Regions from separate parts of the Homo sapiens genome. Here region 1 is linked to region 2. The links are chromatin loops, found by intact Hi-C in ENCODE. Cell type or tissue: MCF 10A. All regions are shown on one strand. Links, peaks and the distances in the headings refer to the core of each region. The heading gives the core; the rest is flanking DNA.

What was found. Peaks named below come from ENCODE experiments on the same cell type or tissue, not always from the same donor. Only the 100,000 strongest peaks of a DNase experiment are listed, where the experiment ranks them.
Region 1: a loop joins it to region 2, with 5 times the contacts of the local background. A loop is called at or near these places in 2 of 110 quality-filtered maps.

Annotation. Positions count from the first base shown.
Region 1 is chr6:48,083,146-48,091,495 of GRCh38, forward strand. The region is part of intron 1 of PTCHD4 (patched domain containing 4); the gene reads right to left. Among named protein-coding and RNA genes, the nearest start is that of PTCHD4, 24 kb to the right of the region's middle. In MCF 10A, for the core only: a CTCF peak has its summit at 4,479 (motif pointing right); no DNase peak of the experiment used is centred there.
Region 2 is chr6:48,822,771-48,831,120 of GRCh38, forward strand. No RefSeq gene overlaps it. Among named protein-coding and RNA genes, the nearest start is that of MMUT, 640 kb to the right of the region's middle. RefSeq lists an enhancer at 4,003-5,202. In MCF 10A, for the core only: no CTCF peak of the experiment used is centred there; DNase peaks (open chromatin) are centred at 3,201, 4,351 and 4,781.

The DNA of each region.
Region 1 (8,350 bases), core at 23-8,022, 740 kb before region 2:
ATATATTCATATATACATATTTATACTTTTTCACTAGATAGGGTATTGGCAAGCTTTTTCTGTAAAGGGCTAGATATTTTAGGCTTATGGGCTAAAAGGCAAAATAGAGAATATTATATGGGTAACTATATAACAAGAGAAAAACAAATTCTCATATATTTTACTTAACAAAACAGATAGTAATAGTAGAGTATAATTTAATTAACAAAATACAATAGTAATAATAGAGTATAATTTTTGTAACATAGTTCTACTAAGAAGAAGAATGGAATTCTTTTTGGGTAATCACATTTGCTTAGTTGGATATGGTAGGCAGAATAATGGCCCTAGATATATGTCTACATCCTAATCCTTGTAGCCTTTGACTATGTTCTATAACAAAAGGGACATTGCAGATATAATTAGGATTATGGGGGTTAAAATGGAAGATTTACCAGAATTATTCAGGTGGGCACTTTGAGACAGAGAACTTTCTGAAGCTGGAGTCAGAGAGATGCAGCAAAATAAGTTAGAGAGATTAGAAGCATGAGAGGCACTTAACCTGCCAGAGGTGGAAGGGCCACATGGAAAGCATGAAAAAGAATGTGTCTGGAGTATCTAAGAGCTAAGATTAGCCCCTGGCTGACAGTCAGCAAAGAAATGGGGGCCTCAGTTATACAACCACAAGAAATCAAATTTGTTTAAAATCTGAATGAATTTAGAAGTAGAATTGTCCCCAGCGTCTCCAGAAAGAAACACAGCTATGTTAATACCTTGATTTTCGTCTCAAGAGATTTCTAAGCAGAGGACTCAGTTAAGCCACATTATACTCAGACTTTTGAGCTAAATATCTGTGAGATAATAAATGGGAGTTGTAAGCCACTAAGTCTGTGGTAATTTGCTATAGCAGTGATTAAAAAAAAAACCTCCTATATGGGGTTCGAATTTAGCGTTCTCAACCATCAAAATTAATTGCAAATATTAATCTCTTAATGTTGATCTGGAATGAAATTTTGTGTGTTTCATCTATGAAATTTCTTTCACACAGCTATTGCCAACTACTGTTAGCAATCTACAAAGCATATGATTTAATTGGATTTGTTTATATCTTAAATAAAAGGAATCTCTGTATTCTACTGGATACTTCTCTTGATATTTGACTTTTAACATGTGATTACATTTCAGATTAATCACTTCCAATTGAATGTTAGATGGAAACTCCACAGTTGCAGTTAAATGGATTTTGAAATATGAAAATTCCTTTGCACTTTCATCATAGTCACAAAAATGCTGCTGTAACTGTATTTTTAGGTCAGAAAATTTTAGTAGTGAGTAGTTTAGCTCACTACTAATTTGTGGAAGAGTGTACATCTAGTTAATTGTTCTAATGTTTGGCAGCACAATGCATATAGAACATTTGACATTATTTGTGACTCAATATCAGTTTTTGTGGAAATGACTACTGAAATATACATTTCACATATAAGCACTATTTGGCTTTTCTTAATGTTCTTTAAGAAACACTTTTAATTCTACAGGAATATCTAATTTCAAAACCGCTCAGTGTTTTATAACAGTGATTGAGAGTACTTTTCTTTTTTTCTTTCTTTCTTTTTTTTTTTTTTTTGAGACAGAGTCTCGCTTGGTCTCCCAGTGTCACTCAGGCCGGAATGCAGTGGCACGATCTCAGCTCACTGCAACCTCCACCTCCCAGGTTCAAGCTGTTCTTCTGTCTCAGCCTCCTGAGTAGCTGAGACTACAGGTGCACGCCACCACACCTGACTGATTTTTTGTATCTTAGTAGAGACGGTGTTTCACCATGTTGCCCAGGCTGGTCACAAACTCCTGAGCTCAGGCTATCCCCCTGCCTCGGCCTCCCAAAGTGCTGGGATTACAGGTGTGAGCCACCCAACCAGCAAGAGTACTTCTCATTAAAAAAAAAAAAAATTAGTCTGGGCCCTGAGCTCACAGTCACCCGATAGTTAAGTCTGCAAGAGTGAAGGAAATTTACTGTTGATGGTATGGTTCAATAGCACACAATGGATTCAAATATTTTCTGCAAAGTACCTGCTGATGAATAATACATGCATAGCAAGGGGTTTAAATACCTTACATTTTTACAAGCTTTGTAAATTTATAAAAATTAAGTTATTTTCTGCTTCATACTTATTTTTATCACTATCAGTTATAACACATCTTAGCAGATTCCACTTCAGGTCATGCTTAATTAGTGTTTTCTTGGCTTTTTTTAGAACATTCTCACATATAAGCATATTGATAGAGGTTAATTTTCCAGTCACTTCAAACTTGCCATTGACTTCTCTAATAAGGAACAACTGACTAGAATTGATAACATGAGTTGATCATCAAGAACCAAGAAAAGCCTCTCAAGATCATTTGCCTTTTTCATTTTTAGCTGACTATTGATATACTCACAGTGTTTTCAATTCTTTGAGAAACTATTCTTGCCAGAAAGTTGACAGTCCTAATTACTTTCTCTAGCTGCATTTCTTTAGTTGCTGCAATCACTCATGATTTTATACTACAACATCAGCAAAAGGATTTCCTTGCTTGGCTGATAAGTGAGCTGCTGAGAAATTTAGTTGCAGCCTCATTTTTGTATTTCATTTTTTGAAGAAATTCTGTCATGATAAGATATTCCATTTACAATTTTCTATTTTTTTCAGATTGCTGTTTATCTATGAGTTAGGGATGTGATGCGTGCTTAGTCTGGTAATGGCAATATTTTATTCTTTTAGCTGAGCTATCGTGTCATTGCTTAAAAAACAAACTTTTTTTCATCTAATTTGACAATGAAAGAATCCACACTCCATTGTACTATAAGACTGCAACGTTCAGAGTCTAATATTTTTTGGTTTTGACATGACCTGTAACAATAATTAAAAAAAAAAGTGGTACAGCAATATTCACAGCATCCGAAATGTTGTAGAATTATAATTGTGTCACTATGATTTACAGTGGACCAAAGAGCAGTGCAAAGCAATAAGAGTGCAAAATATGGTCTGTGTCACATACTCGACTCTGATGTAGTGGTGTGAAAGCAGCCACTGACAATGTGTAAACAAATGAGCAGCGTTATGTCCTAATAAAAGTTTAATTATGGACACTAACACTTGCATTTCATACAGTTTTCACTTGCACAAAATTATTATTCTTTTCTTATATTCTTACCTTGACAATTTAAAGAAGAAGACCCCATTCTTAGTTCATTATTTATAAATAAACAGGCAGCAGTCTGAATCTGGCCTTTGGGCTGTAGGTGGCAGACTCCTGCACTAGAAGAATATTCTTTAATAAAAGTCTAGTATCCATCAAAAAAAAAAATCAAAAAAATTCAAATACAAGGAAATATTACCAATTTCTGTTTTTTTTTCCCTAATATATATCAATGAAAAATAGCAGGGCAGAACAGGGATTGTGGAGGCAAAAAGGAGAAGATATACTCACTTATTTTTCAGAGCAAGTCTGCTTACAAATGAACTAAACATTTTGTGTCTATGAGTAGGAGACAGTAGAATGATGTAAATAAAAAGTGGCGTTTGCATTTTTCCCCTTAGCTTTTCTTATTTTCATGGGGGAAAAAGACTCAGACTTATAAAGTTATAAAGTGAGTATGTGTATCAAGGAAAACATCCAATATGTAGAAAGAAATGAAACAATTCCACCTTGAGGCTCTATGGTTGCTATGTATTTTTTAATCACCCCACAAATGTTAATATCTGTCCTACCACTTTTGTTATTCTTGTTCTTTTCTAAATGGGTGAATAAGAATCTTTTCACGTTAATAATGCCTTTAGTTACTATTTTTTTCAAAATTATATATTAAATATAAAGGAACTGTTTGTTCCAAAGTAGGCTTTCAGCAGAGTTAGAGAAGCCTAGCACTTAAAACACTGACATGGTAGACACAGAGACTGCTGCCAATTCCACTCCTATCACCTACCCACCAATCCTCCCCTCTTTTCTATGCCTATGTCTTTGTCTGTGCAGTAATGTGACATGGCATTTGTTTCAGGACAGGTCTAGCCTCAGCCCAGAAAAATGTGAAATGGATTTAATGTTAACTCTTTGTGACCATCTTTCAGTTTTTTTCTCCTCTGGTCTGTCCAGTTTCTTCTGATCTATCCAGTATCTTCAGTCTATCCAGTATTTTCAGCAGCTCCAACACTCTGAGTCTTATATTTAGTAGTTGTTTTTTCCTCTATGACTATAACTAATATCTTTATGCTTTTAAGCAATAAAATAACAAATTTCATAAACAAAATTGTCTACTAATATAAGTTACTAATAAGGAATTATAATGTAATAATGATGCTGTTAATATTAATGATGTTAATTATACTAATTTACATTCATGGGGCCCTTACTAAGAGACAGGACCCTTGCATACATTGTCTTATTTAATCTTCAAAATAGTCCTAGGTGGGCAGTAATCATTGTTACAGGGTTCTAGGTAAACTAATTGAAGCTCTAAGAGGATAAATAACTTTCTTAAGGTCTCATAACCACTAGATGGCAGAGCCTGGATTCAAATTCAGAATTATCGTTCTTCAAAGCCTGCATATTTATTTTAAATAGGAAGCTGACAAAGCAAATGGAAAAAGTCATACCTATCTAAAAGAATTAACCTACTGTTGTGTGAACTCTCCTTTCCTTCAGCTCTCAGTTTTGAGTTAGGCCAGTAAGACAAGGGTCAGTCATTTTATCTATGTATATTTAGTCTTAATGGAACAATTATATGGTGGTCCTTAAGCAGTTAGATTTTAGTTAAATCATGTAGTATACAGAACATGTTGACATAAAAACAACTAACTTATCAGTAAGAATATTAATGTTATTTAAAAATATATAACCCAATTGGCTGCAGTAAAGTAAGACTGTAGCCATAATTTTATTTCAAAAATCAAAATAAAATTTTAAGTGGGCATGCTAGGTTACAAGACCATCAATAAGGGAACTCAGGATCATAGATTCCTTGCCATTTCCCATAAGTTTTATAAGGTAGCATGTAGTGTTTTGTTGATCTGATAAAACACAAAGCAATATTCTTTGTGTTTTTTAGAGGTCTCATTTGACAGCCTTTTAGTGTGCCCCGTTTGGAAGGGTGGGTCCCCTAAATCAGAACTGATTAATTTTTCTCTCTTAACATAATTTAGATGCTCAACAAATAGGTTGATTTGGTTTAAGGAAATCTAATGAAAATCCTAAGTTCTTAAATGGGTAAGTGATTTGTAGTTTACAATATTTCCTTTCTTCATAAAAAGCAATTGACCTTTTGGGCTCCGTTTAATGACTGTCAACTGATAGTGTTAAAGACGACTATGGAATAGAGCAAACAAAAGCTGTGCATAAAATGAATGCTCCTAAATTTGGATGATTGTGTAAATGTGAAAGTTATTGAAGGTGACTTATCTCTTAAAAGCTGTGATATGAAAATCAGCAAAAATCCAGCTAAGTCTGACAAATCTTGTAGGAATACCATTAAGCATTCGATGAACTAAAACGCTGTGGTTTTAGTGCAGTGAAAATTTACATGTTTCACACAGTCAGAATTAGCTCTCTTTTCTCCTGTCACATAAGCTTTGCCCAAATCTCTAGTTTAAAGGAATGGGGGATGGCCAGGTGCAGTAGCTCACTCCTGTAATCCCAGCGCTCTGGGAGGCCGAGGCGGGTGGATTACCTGAGGTCAGGAGTTCGAGACCAGCCTGGCCAACCTGGTAAAACCCTGTCTCTCCTAAAAATACAAAAAATTAGCTGAGTGTGGTGGCGGGCGCCTGTAATGCAGGTTACTCAGGAGACTGGGGCAAGAGAATCGCTTGAACCCAGGAGGCGGAGGTTGCATTGAGCCAAAAATCACACCATTGCACTCCAGCCTAGGCAGCAAGAGTGAAGCTCCATCTCAAAACAAATAAATAAATAAATAGGAATGGGGGTAATCATTACTATGATGCAAGCTTTCCTATGTTGAAGACAGAGGTACACCAGTGCCATAATGGAGTGAGATCAGTAGCAGCAAGGGCAGAAATTTCCAAAAGACTAATAGCAATTAAATAGTAGTGATAGCAGAAGAATTTACCATGTCTGTATTCTAAAGCAGACATGGTTTTAGGAATAATCTAAGTATTCTTTATTTAATACTTTCCATAATATTGAACTCTGAGACTCTGGGAAATTATGATCACAAATTAAGTAGTGGAATAGGTTGAAATCCTGTTATTCTGTCTCTGTGGGATAAAGAAGAATCACAATAGCGATAACCACACAGAAATTTTTGTTTTAACAGATTTTAGTGATAGATAATAAAATCTTAACACATGTTAATGCATTTAGTCATATAGTCATTGTAAAGACAACTAATAACCATATTCAGATATGTACGATTAGAGACCAACAATGAATCTTTTGAAAACTAATGTATAGATTATTGTTTTAATTTTAACCTTTATTGACCCGTTATTGAATTGCAATCTTGTATATGATTTTGTAGTTTTTTGTTCTTAAACGTCAATCCACTTAATCAGCTCTTTAAATAGTATTTGATATCTCACAAAGCCAGTTGAGCAAAACCTATTCATTGTGAAAGCATTCAATGTATTTATCAATTGCATTTGAAATTCTTATTCCCAAAGTTGTGAATCACAATTTTATGTCCCATGTGTGTCTCATCTTATGCCTACCTTAATGATTAGGGCTTGCCATTTGTCCACATTCTGCACTACCTGTAATTACTTTGCCTCTTTTAAAAATTCTATTCTTTTCTTTCTTTCGTATTTTCCATCTGCCTTCTTTGATTCAGAAGTCTCTTTTAGTTGAAGACTCAATTTGATTTTATTTTTAAATGTTCATCACTGTTCTATATAGTTTCTCAGAACTATTTCTCCAGTTTCAGTCCTTATCACTAGATGTAGACTATGCAATATATATTAGTTCTTAACATAATATCTGATACAGTTAATTCAGAATCTACAGTGTTATACAAATTTATTATTGTCTGTTTAAAGTTCAGAGTAGGTGATGCATTTAGTGTTAGAAATTCCAAAATTAATTATGAAAAATATTAAGTAAATATGCATTCAGAAATGCATGCAATTATTATAGTCACTGCATATCTACTATATATTGTGTCAATATTTTTAGATTAACATTTGTCATTTTTACATGATCATTGGATTTGTCTGGAGGGAACGTCATTCTCAGGGAAGCCTATGAAAACATTGCCCCTCCATAGTAAATAGCTGCTATCTGCCGAACATTTTACTTAAGTAATGGATAGTTAACTTATATTGTTTCTAATGCTCACAACAACACTGTCAAGCAGATATTTTTGGTGCCATTTTGCAGCAGAATCATAGAGGTTATTCTGTCAATATCTGTGCCAGGATTTTAACTGAGACCTGCCTAATTCCAAAGCCTATGATTTTTTCTACACTAGGCTGGAAAAAAAAATCTCAGAAGGGGTAAAATAACTGTTTCACGAGAAAACCAGGGTATAAAGGGCTTCTGAATCCCCTGAAATCACCGTGCATGGGGCTGGCCATTCAATAATGCAGACAATACATCATAATGTAGAATGCGCATTGGTAGGCAGCTGGGCTCCATAAATGTTCAAATCATTAAAAGAAGACACATGTAATATTCATCAACAGTTTCACTTCAGTCTTGATTTGATTGCTTCATTCATGACAGATGTAAAGTCACAATAGCACGTTCAGTCATCCTTTAAAAGAGCATGCTCCCACATTATTTAAATAGAGTCCATTTTTTTACAACTTTAATTTGTGGCAAAGTTTTCAGTTTCACACTTACAAACAAGTGTGAACCTGAAATCGCTTTTTCTATTAAATTTTATTTGAAAATTTTATTTGAAAATTTCACAGTAAGCAATTTCTGATAACTTACATCTACTTCTGGGTTGATGGTCACCAATAGCAAGGTAAACCTTGGCAAAATTATCATCATTTAGGATTACTGATGTGAGGAAACATACAGATTAACAAAAATCATTATATGTTAGTATGCATTAGGCACTCATTTTAACCTTTTAAATTTTTTATGGCTTTTACTCTTCTTAACCTAAAACAAAAAGCATAATTATTGTCATTGTTGAGTGGCTAGTAAAGGTAATAATAATAAAAAATAATAATAAAATAATAAAAATGAATAAAAATGAAATTATAAAAGGAATGCTCATAGTAGTAGTATTCAAAATATGGACCTCAATCAAATACATGGGAGCTTGTTAGATAGATATTTAGGCCCCACCCAGACCTTCTGAATCAGAATCTCTGCAAAATTAGAATTTCTTCAGGTAATTCTGAAGCATGCTAAAGGTAGAGCACTGCTATTTAAT
Region 2 (8,350 bases), core at 239-8,238:
AAGGGAATAAACGCTGGCCACTGCAGCCAGCAGTGGCAACCCTGTAGGGTCCCCTTCCATGATGTGGAAGCTTTGTTCTGCTCTTCACAATAAATCTTGCTGCTACTGACTCTTTGGGTTTGTGCCATCTTTTAAGAGCTGTAACACTCACTGTGGAGGTCCATGGCTCCAGCGAGACCACGAACCCACCGGAAGGAACCTACTCTGGACGCAATACAGCAATAGTAAATTTTCTGGCAACCATAATGGGATAGGCAATAGATTTCTTGAGTGTGATAATTTTATTAAAGTTTTGTAAAATAATTTACTTGATTTAAGGAAATAAATGCTATTTTTTAACAGTGTTATAATGTGTGCCACTTTCAAATAGTTCCATAAAGACCTATGTAAATCAATCTATCCATCGATTTACCAACCTATCATTTATCTATGTGTTAGTCTAGACAGTGTGACTACATCTATTGTTTATGTATCTTATCTATCTAGCTATGTATAGAGTTATCACCTCCCATATACTCAGACAGAAATAAAGTGAATGTGGCAAAATATTAAGTGGTCAATCTAAGTACAGAGCATGTGGGTGTTTATTGAAGCATTCTTTGAAATTTTCTGTACATTTGAAAAGCAAAAATCTGGAAAAAAGGAAATATACAACTGAAAGAAGAGTTCATTAAAAACAGAAAATAACAACATAAAAGAATAATTAGAATCACTTAAGATGAATTTTAAGAAGGCTTTAGTTTACTACTTAAGAAGCCAAAAATAAATTCAGTTCTTTAAAGAGTTGATATTGCCTATCAATTTTTCATACAGACCTCCTCTCCTAGAGTTATAAAATATTTCTTCCTACTGATAATAGGTACTGCTCTCAGAACAGCCGAATCAGTCAGCTTAATTATTCAATTATGGATTCCTTTCATGGAGCATGTAACACCTCCCTTTATTGAGGCATTTCCAATTTTAAAAGTCTTGAATATTAGAAATCTGTATAAGCTCATTGGCTGCTTCTTGACTCATCTCAAACTTGTTCGAGACTAAAACTATAAGAGAGCTTGCTAGGGTTTGAATACTCATTCAAAAACAGAAGACAGGCATTTTTGTACACTGGTTTTCTCTTTGTTTGGCTGGAAATATCATTCTTTTAATTGATTAAATAATTGTCCTGGCGCAGTGGCTCATTCCTGTAATCCCAGCACTTTGGGAGGCTGAGGCAGGTGGATCACGAGGTCAGTAGGTCAAGACCATGCTGGCTAACACAGTGAAACCCTATCTCTACTAAAAATACAAAAAATTAGCCGGGCGTGGTGGCACCTGCCTGTAGTCCCAGCTACTCGGGAGGCGGAGGAAGAATTGCTTGAACCTAGGAGGCAGAGGTTGTAGTGAGCCGAGATCATGCCACTGCACTCCAGACTGGGCTACCGAGCGAGACTCCGTCTCAGAAAAAATAAAAATAAAAATAAAATCACTTCTCATTTTTCTTTTCCTGTCTAGAGTGCTAATACATGGGTAAAATATCTTTTGTGAACACTGAGGTCCATATATGAAAGAGGGAATACTGGAAATTAAGGTGATGAGAACAAGACAAAGGCTTAAGATACATTTACTAAGTAAAAAGCAAGAATATTGAATTTTCCTTAACTCCAAGTTAACTATTGATAGTAGTTCTACCATAAAGATATTCTTTTAGGTATCCTTAAGTCAGCTGGGTACCTCTTGCCACTCCTGATTAAAAGGAACCTCCCAGTCTGGGCGCGGTAGCTCACGTCTGTAATCTCAGCACGTTGGGAAGCCGGGCGGGGGGCGGGGGTGCAGATCACCTGAGGTCGGGAGTTCGAGACCAGCCTGATCAACATGGTGAAACCCCATCTCTACTAGAAATACAAAATTGGTGGGCGTGGTGGTGCATGCCTGTAATCCCAGCTACTCAGGAGGCTAAGGCAAGGGAATTGCTTGAATCCAGGAGGCGGAGGTTGCAGTGAGCCAAGATCGCGCCATTGCACCCAAGCCTGGACAACAAGAGTGAAACTCTGTCTCAAAAAAAAAAAAAAAGGAACCTTCCAGGGGAAATGTTCCTAGTCTTCAGAATAATTATAATGCTAATTAGTAAGTTAACTGATGAATGCTGCGAAAGAATATTTTTCTACTGCCCTAGTTAGCTTGGGATCTGCTCTCATTTTATGTGTTCAATAATGCTTCCTGTCTTTCCATGTATGTTAAAAATTGTGGTCCATATGACGGATGTGTGAGGTGGTAGGCTATCACTATTGTTTTGGGGATTCTTTTCTATTTTCATAAAAAATATCAAAGCCCCTAAACTCCTACATTTATCTTCAGTATATGGATACTCCTGAAAGGTAGATCTCTTTGCAAATGAAAAAACAGCTTTTTCTAAACTTCAAGCACTACAATGCTCTCAAGGGACACCGATTATTTGTAAAGTATAGTAATTTACAGAGCATCCCCATTTGATCTTTCTCTTTTTTTGAGATGAAGTCTCGCTCTTCTCCGCCAGGCTGGAGTGTAATGGTGCAATCTCAGCTCACTGCAACCTCCGCCTCCCAGGTTCAAGCAATTCTCCTGCCTCAGCCTCCTGAGTAGCTAGGATTACAGGCGCCTGCCACCATGCCAGGCTAATTTTTGTATTTTTAGTAGAGATGGGGTTTGACCGTTTTGGCCAGGCTGGTCTCGAACTCCTGACCTCAGGTGATCTGCCCGCCTCGGCCTCCCAAAATGCTGGGATTATAGGCATGAACTACTGCACCTGGCCCCAATTTGATCTTTCAAATCCAAATTTTAAGGAGTCCTGGACTCCTTAAAGAGTAAGTGTGTTTTGTCACAGGGAGTGATTCATATTATAAGCCAGGTTGACTTGCTCAATTTTAACATTAAGAGGACAGATCAGTTCTAAAATAGCAGTATTTATTTATATTAGCCCTCAAGAGGAAACAACCAAAATGTTTCATCAAATGAAACAAAATGTGGTATAACCATACAACGGCATGTTATTCAGCAATAAAAATAAATGAAATACTTATAGTGATACAACATAGACAAACCTTTAAAAACATGCTAATTTACAGGAGCCTGTCACAAAAGACCATAATTGTATGATTCCATTTATATGAAATGTCCGGAACAGGCAAATCTATAGAAACAGAAAGTAAACTGATCTTTACCTAAGGCTGGTGGGAAATGGGGAGTGGCTGATGATGGTTTCAGGATTTCCTTACGGGGTGATGGAAATGCTTATTGTTGTGACTGTTGCACAATTTTGTAAATACATTAAAAACCAGTGAATTATACACTTCAAGTGGGTGAATTACATGGCATGTGAATTATATTGTAATAGGGCTATTTTTTAAAAAATAAAATAACTTGGTTCAAGGTAATTGTGTATCAAAACTTTTTCCTGACATTGTGTAAATTCAGAGAAAGTGAAAGACCAGGATAAATCTAAGTAAACGATTGTTTAGATAAAGTATGACTGTAGTATGAAAAATGCTTGCTATGATGGATATTTGAGAAATTTCTTTTTGAGTTTGTTTATGTAAGCAGTGGTCAAATACATATTTAATTTCTCAAATAAAACACACTAACGAAAAGGTCCTATAATATGTGGCAAACATCATATTCCTGATTACAGTTAATCAGCTTTCTGACAGTCTGTGGGAATTAAATGTTGCAAAGCTGTAGTACATTATCAGGAATTCCTTACAGCCCAGTCTTATGTTAACACTTCACTTTCTCCCCTTTAAAAGTCATTTTTATTAACAACAAAATTCCTTCCTTGTGATATAAGATTTTTTCTTTTTTGTTACTTTTCTGATTATTTTTAAGGACAAGACTTCCAATTTCTTCTAACTTTATGATTCTCATAAAAATAAATCTCATTTATTCTGTTTTTTAATCCTAAGGATAACTTTAGCTGTTATTCTAAGATACTATTTCTAAGCATAGTGCTTTGGGTTTTGATAAATAACCCAAGCTATACAGAGAACATTCAGATGGATTAAAAGTGAAGAAATAAGAAAAAGCAAGCCAAATAGTTTTGTTTTTTTTTTTTTTCTTATCAGCAGGCTTGTCCTCTGGGAATGGCTAGTAAATCACAGATAAAAATTTTAAAATCACTTTATGACTCTCTGGGGAAGAGCTGCTGGAGGAGGGCACTAAGATTCCTGGTTAAAATTATTCCAGACAGGTCTGTGGAATGGATGGATGATGCTCAGTTCCATTTGGTTTAAAGTTTCAAAATCTTTGCTCCAGTTAGAATCAGAATGTGTCATGACTACAAATAATTGCTAAATTTACCCTGTTATTTAAGAAACGACAAAAGAATGATTCAGCGTTAATAAGTCATTTTTTCCCAGAGGCCTCCATGAGCTATAACTGAGAAGCTCTGACTCAGACATCATAAGCCATTTTATTGCACAGCACCACAAGGTACAGCTGACACTCTATCAGATCTTGTAGTTTATAAAGAAAGCATCTTATTCCTTATATTCTTTTATCCTAATAGGAATACTCTCCAGCAAATCAAGAACCTAAGAGATGAGGAAATGGAATTTCAGGGTGTAAAGAATTCTTAAAATTGTATGTTGCCTGGGCATTCATTTTGAATACACGTTTTACTTTCTCATACCAGGGCTCAGTCACCATCGACACAGTTTCTAGTTCTATGCCACACCCAAATGACTCAAGCCACAGATAAGAACTTTAAGTCAGTGCAGGCAAATGCCTTGATGGTTCCTCACAGGAAGGATAGGCAAAAAGGGAGCCCATTCTGCCAGGGAGGAGAGATGACTCAAGTTGTGACTGAGTCTTCACTACACCCTAGTTCTTTAGGAGGCAGCCCCAGGCCAGGTTTTTCCTGGAACAGTGGGGTGGGGCTTTGGGGGGCGGTTTGAACGAGAAGAGTCAAACTTTGTAAAATACTTGAAGAGATTTATTCTGAGCCAAATATGAGTAACCTCTCAGGAGGTCATGAGAACGTGTGCCCCAGGTGGTTGGGGCGCAGCTCGGTTTTATACATTTTGGAGAGGCATGATACATCAATCAAATACAGTTAATAAATACATTGGTTTGGTACAAAAAGGCAGGACAACTCAAAGCATGGGGGCTTCCAGGCTATAGGTGAATTTAAACATTTTTGATTGACAATTGGCTGAGTTTGTCTAAAGACCTTGGATTGATAGGAAGGGGATGTTCAAGTTAAGATAAAAGGTTGTAGAGACCAAAGTTCTTTTGAAGTCTTATAATGGCTGCCCTTAGAGACAATAGATGACAAATGTTTTCTATTCAGATCTTAATTAATCTGTTTAGGATTGGGAAGGTCTAGCAGGAAAAGATCTAGCTATGTTAATGAAGATTCTCTACAGATGAAAATTTTCCCCCCACAAAGAACAGCTTTGCTGGATCATTTCAAAATATGTCAAATAAACATCTTTTGGGGCAAAATAATTTGATTTCTTCCTTGTCTCATAATGTTATGCCAGAGTCAGGTTGGAAAGTAAGTCACGATATATAGGACTAAATAAAACCCATCTGATAAGAATTTATGATTTGTAGGGCATGACTCCCCAGGACTCCTAAATAGGAATTTGGGCAAGACAAAAAATCAGAGTTTAGTTCAAAGCGGTGTACAAGGTGAGCTCTCCCATTACCAGAATGATGCTCAGACAGGAATAAACTGATCAGGGGTCAGAGAAGAGCCACAATGGCATCTGCCAGTATAAACAAGTTTTCCGTGTGAGGGGCTCTCTATCTCAGGCAGGACAACTAGGCATTAAGCCTTCTACCAGGTAAAAAAAAAAAAAAAAAAAAGGCCTCCCGTGAAAGGCTCACTGTAAACATCCACATCTGGCTCTTGTTTATTTATGATTAGGACACTGTTGCTGGCCACCCTGTTGCTCTGGTATTGGAACACCAAGTGAGCTGGGTACACTCAAAACACAGAGCTGTTGATGGTACAAGTGTTCTCAGAAGTTAGTCCTTAAATCTTTGTCTTCTGATGCTCAGCAAGGTATCTTTCATTCACTGAGGTTGTTTTCTAGAAAACAAGGTCACTTAATTCAGATGTAAAGTGATAAACTTAGTTTTAGCTGCACATATTCCAAAGCATTGAGTTTTGTTTTGAAATGAATTTGACCAAGTTTGAAAAAAAAAAATTCTTGTTTAATTATTGTTGTTTTGGATTTCTTTTGTATCTGAAACAGTTTGAAAAATAACAATGATTTATTTTTCATTCTGCAGAATATGTTGAATATTCATTTAATAAGTTGACCTCAAATTCTCCATGAAAATAGAGTCCAAATTGGATTTGGACCACGTTTTCAATTTTTGTGTCACTGCTTCTCTCAAGAAAGATCACATGGTAACATTTATTCAATAAATATTTATTTACTATTCTTCACATATGCTAGACACTGTTTAGTCCTGGATATATGATAATAGAGTAAGTGAGTCTCAGTCCTTACCAAGAGAATTTTTACTGTGCTTGCAGAAAAGGAAAAATTGAATAAGTCATATAACACATTCAAACACATTATTTTCCTTTTGGTTATGATACTGATGATCTTCAACACTCCTAAACCTATAACGAGTTCAGTAATCAATTGCCTCTGGCAAGAGAAAAGATGCAACTGACAACAAATCATATTTTGCTTGGTCTCTACTAGCTATACGTTAGAGACTACTAATTTTATCTTTGCCAAGTGAAAGCCTCAGAAGAAGACACACCTTCTGAGTACTCTACTTAGTAAGAATGAAAGTAAACATATCTAACTCAGGTAGGCTAATTTCCCTCCAGCTGGAGAAGTCTCTAATTAACAATTGACTCATAATTGTTTTCCTTATTTGCAAATTAAAGGGCAAGAATTAGGGTGTGATTAGGATGTGATTAACAAATAAAGCCAGTGACTTGTCTTAGTGCCGGAAGACAATACCTGCCACTATCTGTTCAAACAATTTAGAGGCTACTCTCATGCCACTTCCACTGCCTCCAGAAGGCTTGGGAGTGGAGTGAGAAATAGCATTTGTGTTATGGGTTAAAAGGCAAATGCGAAAGATGAAAAAAAAGTTTTCATCTGAATGAGGGTCTACGCCCCCTTAATTTTACCTTTAAGAGTAACTTTTTGCTTTTATAAAGCCTTTTTGTTAATTTGCTAGAAGTTTTCTATGGCCCTAATCTATGACAGATGCTGAGCCCCAAACAATGAATAAGGCACATCCTTTGCTTTCAAGGATCAATGGGCAGAGAATAAGATTAGAGTGCATGCCATTTATGTGTTGTGTGAGATAGCTATGGTCACCTTTTCAATTCTAAATGTATGATGTCAAATTTGTGAATAGGAAAATAATGTCATTCCATCTCTGGAAATTATTTACTTAAATTCACAATTACTAGAAAATTTAAATGCATAATTTACAAAATTCGCATGTACAACACACATATCAAGAAAACGATGTTGGCCAGGCATGGTGGCTCACACCTGTAATCCCAGGACTTTGAGAGGCCAAGATGGGTGGATCATGAGGTCAAGAGATCGAGACCATCCTGGTCAATATGGTGACCCCCATCTCTACTAAAACTACAAAAATTAGCTGGGGGTGGTGGCACGCGCCTGTAGTTCCAGCTACTCAGGAGGCTGAGGCAGGAGAATCGCTTGAACCTGGGACATGGAGGTTGCAGTGAGCCAAGATCACACCATTGAACTCCAGCCTGGCAACAGAGCGAGACTCAGTCTCAAAAAAAAAAAAATAGCATTCTTGGCATCTTGCACCTGCTCTGGTCTATAAATAAACATTTTAAATATTACAATATTACTTATCAGACATGAATTTAGTAAAATTAAAAGATAGTATTTATTTTGTGTCACTATGTGATCTATCTCTCTAAGACTGTAAGATGAAAGAAAAATATGCCTGGGTTCTGGAGCAGAAATAAATCATGGTGAGTAATCCCAAGCCATATCTTACTAGCTGTGTAACCATAGGAAGAACATTTAACTCTAGCGCTAAAATGAGATGAATACTTATTTTAGAGGAGAGACTAGTAATACAGATTAAATAATATTGTGGCAATAAATCTCCTAATATAAATCTGTTTAGTGGTAGACATTTTTGGTATGTAGAAATAGATACATATTAAAATATCTAAAACAAAGTAGCAATAATAAGGGTAAGTTTAGGTTGAAATATCCACACATATTATTTCAGCCATGTATTTTTGCCAAATACAATTTTTGTTCAGCATTTGGCATCAACAAAACGAATTAATGCATACCTGCACTAGTCTTGTCATCACCCAGGAGACAATAAGCTTAAATTTCTCTTAGGTGGGGTCTGACAACTG